Linked DNA regions of Homo sapiens: region 1 is linked to region 2. The links are chromatin loops, found by intact Hi-C in ENCODE. Cell type or tissue: endothelial cell of umbilical vein. All regions are shown on one strand. Each heading gives the region's core, and the rest is flanking DNA. Links, peaks and the distances in the headings are about the cores only. Region 1 has its middle 22 kb from the start of TAF8. Region 2 holds the start of CCND3 (cyclin D3).

Region 1 (2,839 bases), core at 340-2,839, 87 kb after region 2:
GGCTCATGCCTGTAATCCCAGCACTTTGGGAGGCCGAGACGGGCAGATCACGAGGTCAGGGGATCGAGACCATCCTGGCTAACACGGTGAAACCCCATCTCTACTAAAAATACAAAAAAATTAGGCAGGCTTGGTGGCAGGCGCCTATAGTCCCAGCTACTCGGTAGGCTGAGGCAGGAGAATGGCGTGAACGCGGGAGGCAGAGCTTGCAGCGAGCCGAGATCGCGCCACTGCACTCCAGCCTGAGTGAGAGAGCGAGGCTCCATCTCAAAAAAAAAAAAAAAAAAGACACCCGACTCCACCCCCACCTAATGCCAAATGAGGTTGGAGGTGAATGTCTCTCTCACCATACCCAATTTATTCCTCCCTCGAACTGACCATTTCTCAATTGCGTATCTCCTTCCCTGCTCAGGAAACCACTGTACTCAGGCCAACCCAACCCATGGGGAAGGTGGTAAGGAGGGCAGAAAGTGTGTGGGCTTAACACCAGAGCCCAAATCTCCTCCTCACTGCTCACCAGCTGTGTAACCCTGGACAGATCTCTTAGCCTCTCTAAGCCTCAGTTTTTTTTGTTTGTTTGTTTGTTTGTTTTTGAGACAAGAGTTTTGCTCTTGTTGTCCAGGCTGGAGGGCAATGGCTCAATCTCAGCTCACGGCAACCTCCGCCTCCTGGGTTCAAGCAATTCTCCTGCCTCAGCCTCCCAAGTAGCTGGGATTACAGGCTCCTGCCACCACACCCGGCTAATTTTGTACTTTTAGTAGAGACGGGGTTTTTCCACGTTGGTCAGGCTGGTCTCAAACTCCCGACCTCAGGTGATCCGCCCACCTTGGCCTCCCAAAGTGCTGGGATTACAGGCGTGAGACACCACGCCCGGCCGCCCGTTATGAAATGGGGGTAAAAATTGCTTACAGGTTTGTGGAGAGAAGATTACAAACTTGTAAAGTCCCTAGCACTGTGCCTAGCATGTGGTAGGTGCTCACTAAATCGTGGCTGCTCTTACTATGATGCTAAGCATGGGAATACGGAGGACACAGCTGGAGAGGAGACCTGATGACCTCCCTGGTGGAGGGTGGCCAGGGAAGGAGTGGAAGAGAGAGCTGGGGAGAGGAAACTGTGGCCATAAAGAGGAAGAGAGAGGCAGAGCTGGAGGTGACATCAGGGGAGAGAGAGGAGTGGGTTCGGCGATGGCCATGCTGGGCGAGGTGTGGAGAGCACAGCTGTGCTATCTATCAGCTGCCTCCAGCTCAGACAATTCCTGTGCCCATCTCATTTTTGTCTGCCCATCGCCTCTGCCGGGTTGGACACCCTTACCACCACGGTCACCGTTGCCACACTGTCGGCTGCTATTTCTTGCCTCATCTTCCTTCCTGCTCATGATATGGCAGAAGGTGGCAAGGGAAGCAGCTGCCCTCCGCCAGCAGCCTCCCTGCCACTGAAGGCTGAAGCTGTCCACAGGCATGGGTAAAGAGCTCAGGCTCCAAAGACAGATGAGCTGGGTTCCGTTCCCAGCTCTAGCACTTAGGAGCGGGATGACCTCAGCAAGGGAGATGACTCAGCTAAAGCTTCAGTTTCCTTATCTGCACAGTAGGGATAACAGGGCTGTTGAGAAGAAGGAATGAGATTATGCGTGGTAAGCACCCAGCCCAGCACAATGTCTGGCACACAGCAAGTGTTCAATACACGTTCGTGTTCGCTATTTTCAAGGCCAAATAGGTTTGTGACCTGTGCAGCCACACAGGGTCCCATGCTCAGGACGGGTCCCAAACTTGGTTAATGCTCTGTCACCACCACCTTGAAACGGTTTTTTTTTTTTTTTCCTAAGAGACAGGGTCTCACTCTGTTGCCAAGACTGTAGGATTGCAGTGGCATGATCATAGCTCACTGCAGCCTCGAACTCCTGAGTTCAAGTGATTGTCTCACCTCAGCCTGCTGAGTAGCTAGGAATACAAGCAGGCACCACCAGCTATTTTATTTTTTAATTTTTTTTTTTTTTATTATTTTTTAGAGACAGGGTCTCACTATGTTGCCCAGGCTGGTCTCGAGTTCCTGGCCTGAAGAGATCCTCCCGCCTTTGCCTCCTAAAGTGTTGGGATTACAGGCATGAGCCACTGCACGCAGCCTTGAAATTCTTAATAGTTTTTGAACAAGGGCTCTGCAAACTATGTAGCTAGTCCTGGCTATTATTAACATATATTTATTGAGTCTGCTGGCTGGCAGTGGCTATAGAAGGGGACACCTGTCCAGTAGTTTGTTAAAGATGTGGGACATTAGACGGCCTTGGGAGCCTCAAAGGAGGGATTTAAATACAGTGATGTGGCACCATGCCAGGTTGCCAGCAATTAGAGACTAAGAGGGCAGTGAGACCCCCACACATACTCTCACTGGGGCCGGGCACAGTGGTTCATGCCTGTAATCCCAGCACTTTGGGAGGCCGAGATGAGCAGATCACCTGAGGTCAGGAGTTTGAGACCAGCCTGACCAACTTGGTGAAACCCCATCTGTACTGAAAATACAAAATTAGCCAGGCATGATGGTGCATGCCTGTAATCCCAGCTACTTGGGAGGCTGAGGCAAGAGAATCACTTGAACCTCGGAGGTGGAGGTTGCAGTGAGTCAAGATCACAACATTGCACTCCAGCCTGGGCGACAAGAGTGAAACTCTGTCTCAAAAAAAAAAAAAAAAAAATTCCTCTCACTGGGCACTGGGGATGGATGGGGGTGCCCTCCCTGCAGACAGCCAGGACAATGGGCAGCCTCTGGAATGCACCATGCCTCCCTATTTCAACCATTCTCCCACCAAGGGCAAAGATGTCCAATGTACCTGAGGCAAACACTCACC
Region 2 (2,903 bases), core at 173-2,672:
GGGAAGACTTCCTCCTCACAGCGCTGCTCCTCACATACCTGGGGGAGGGCGCACAGTCACTGCTGGGTCTGGAGCGTGGGGAACACAGCAGCGGGGGGGTGGGAGCGCTGAAGTGAGGTGGGATAGGGAGCAAAAACGGCAGAGAGGGTAAGCTACTTAGAGAGACAAGGACCAATAAAGGAGGAGGATGCGCCCTCCCCAAGGTGACGCCCCCCACTTCCTCTGCGCGGCCTCCTCCCCTCTCCCCTTGACGGGGGAGTGGTAAAGCCAAGGAGCCCTTGCTCACGGAGGATTCCAAACGGAGACTCCCCTCCCCCACAGCGAGGGGAAGTGGGACGCAAGGGTCACCCATGGTAGCCAGAGAGCTGGGACCTCACCCCCATCACCGCCACCACTGCACACACCCGAGGGGAAGGGAGGAGGCTCCTGCCGCTGCCTCCTGCACTTTTCATTTCCCTGTCGGCCGGAACAGGGCGCGCGCCACCCCCATCGCCTTCCCCGCCAGAACCCCGCGAAAGACACAGGAACCGGCTCCCGGGCGGGGGCGGCCGAGCCCAGGGTTTTCCAGGCGCGCTCTCCGGAGAAGGCCGGGAGGCGGAGGGAAGCGGGAGACGCTGTGAGAAGCCGAAGGGGAGAGAGTGTCCTTGGTCCCGTTTGCTCGGCCCGAAGAGAGGCACAGTTAGGGTGCCAAGTGACTGGCAGTCACTGTCGGGAGGAGCCGATTAGGGCTCGGGAAAGCAAGGGAGGCAGCTGGCGTGGGTGCCCTAGTGAAAGGCCAGGCCCCGGGAGTCTTAGCCTCGGAGCATCCTGCAGATTGCTGTGGGGACCGGGATGTCCCGACAGGGCGGCCCCGGTGTGTCCAGACCCGGGAGCGGTGGGGGAGGGGGACGCGTCCGGGCGGTACCTCCAGCATCCAGTAAGCCAGCATCTTCCGCATGTGCGGCTTGATCTCCCGCTGCACGCACTGGAAGTAGGAGGCGCGGGGTACGTAGCGCTCCTCCAGGCGGAGCAGGCTCTGCAGGACACGCTGGTCCCCCAGCAGCCGCGGGTCCGGCCCGGCCCGGGGCGCGTGCCGGGTGCCTTCGCAACACAGCAGCTCCATACTCGGGCAGCGAACAGGCAGGGCGGGAGTGCGGGCTCGCGAGTCCCAAGGCAGGCGACGGGCCGGAGAGCGCGGGGCGCGGGTCTGGCGCTGGCGCTGGCACTGCGCGGCGGATCCCCAGCCCGCCCGCCGCCCGCGCGCGCGCGCCGCTTCCCTGACAGGCGCCCCGCCCCTCGCGACGATGTAGCAACCGTGGAATGCTCGGACGTCGCAACGCTCCGAGGGGCGGGGCTGCGGCGCCCCGGACGGAAAGGGTTGGCTGAGCGCTCTCCCCTCCCTCCCGCGGCCCCATTGGGCCGCTGAGCGCAAGCCGGCCGGCTTCCGGGCACTCCAGGCCCTCTGGACCACCGGGTGCAGAGAACTTTCTAGGAGGTGGGCCTCCTACCCACCCACGGGCCCTCCCATTTTGCTTCTCGGACTCTAGTCACCCAGGAAACAATTTTTCTCCAAAGGTCATTCATTCACTTATTCATTCGTCAAACCCTACTTCACCGGCTGCTTGCTCTAAGGAATGCGATAAATAATGTCAGAGCTAGTTCTTAGTGAACGCTGCTCGAAAGCCTCACGATGTAATGACTCACTACATCTTCACGAAAACTCGGAAACCGAGGCAACTGTCATTCAGTTGGTCCGTGGCAGAGCTAGGATTGGGAAGCTGGCCTTCTTGCTGCAGATTCTGTGTTCTACACCATTGCTAGTTAAACTGTGATCCCAGACCTGTCCCGTGCGTGGTCATCGCCTGGGAGCTGGTTAGAAATGCAGACTCTCAGGCCCACCCCTAACCTGAATCAGAATCTGCATTTTAACTAGATTTCTGTGCACTTTAAAGTATGAGAGCTTTAGTCTAAGTCAGCATATAACAGAACGGAAAGGCCATGGAGTCATGGCCTCACCTTGTTAAGTTGCTTGCCTAGGTTTGGACAAGCCCCTAAAGTCGGCCTTAGTTTCTGTTTGGAGAAACTGTGGACGGAGAAACTAGATTCTCATTGAATCAGTTTCTTGCACAGACTCTGTGAGATCTACCGGTTGCATTTCTTCCACCTCCCAAACTTTTGGTTACTTTGTAGTTTTACCGGAAGCTAGATTCCACTTGACGAAGAGGCCGAAAAAGACCTCCAATAATGCTCCAAATGGGAGGAGGCCATGAGGATCCCTGCCCTACTGGGGTCCTCCTGACTTAGGAGACACTAAGGAAGTGTCTAACCATTTTCTGTTAATTATTCTTTTTTTTTTTTTTTTTTTTTTTTGAGACGAAGTCTCACTCTGTTGCTCAAGCTGGAGTGCAGTGGTGCGATCTGGGCTCACTGCAACCTCCACCTCCCGGGTTCAAGCAATTCCCGAGTAGCTGGGACTACAGGCACGCACCACCATGCCTGACTAATTTTTGTATTTTTCGTAGAGATGGGGTTTCACTATGTTGGCCAGGCTAGTCTTGAACCCCTGACCTCGTGATCCGCCGGTCTCGGCCTCCAAAAGTGCTGGGATTACAGGCGTGAGCCACCGTTCCCGGCCGAATTATTCTTTCTTATATTATAAATTGTATTGTAGTTTTCATATCATAAAATATTCTTTTACATTGTAGAAAACTTCAAAAATACAAATAAGCCACAAAAAAAGGAAATAATCATTTGCAATTTGCCATGAAATAACCCTTTAATATATCAATGTTTATTTTTCTAATCTTTGTTCTATGAATAAACACACATTTTAAATGGAATCATCACAAACTGTTTTGTAAGCTTTTTTCATTAAAAAAATACTGTTAACACTTTTCCATGCTATTAAATATTCTAGGACATAA

What was found. Hi-C counts contacts between places; a loop is a spot of excess contacts. Peaks named below come from ENCODE experiments on the same cell type or tissue, not always from the same donor. Only the 100,000 strongest peaks of a DNase experiment are listed, where the experiment ranks them.
Region 1: a loop joins it to region 2, with 3 times the contacts of the local background. A loop is called at or near these places in 14 of 110 quality-filtered maps.

The regions. Positions count from the first base shown.
Region 1 is chr6:42,027,171-42,030,009 of GRCh38, forward strand. It overlaps a transcript of CCND3 not described here. Among named protein-coding and RNA genes, the nearest start is that of TAF8, 22 kb to the right of the region's middle. RefSeq lists enhancers at 1,035-1,094, 1,335-1,394, 1,381-1,675, 1,421-1,715, 1,455-1,504. In endothelial cell of umbilical vein, for the core only: no CTCF peak of the experiment used is centred there; a DNase peak (open chromatin) is centred at 1,541; H3K27ac peaks cover 997 bases.
Region 2 is chr6:41,940,548-41,943,450 of GRCh38, forward strand. CCND3 (cyclin D3) reads right to left here and starts at 1,261. Exons shown (of 5, transcript NM_001760.5): 1 at 905-1,261; 2 at 1-38. The coding sequence starts at 1,102. RefSeq lists enhancers at 320-449, 492-1,443 and a silencer at 960-1,409. In endothelial cell of umbilical vein, for the core only: no CTCF peak of the experiment used is centred there; DNase peaks (open chromatin) are centred at 1,064, 1,374 and 1,624; H3K4me3 peaks cover 1,646 bases; H3K27ac peaks cover 1,406 bases.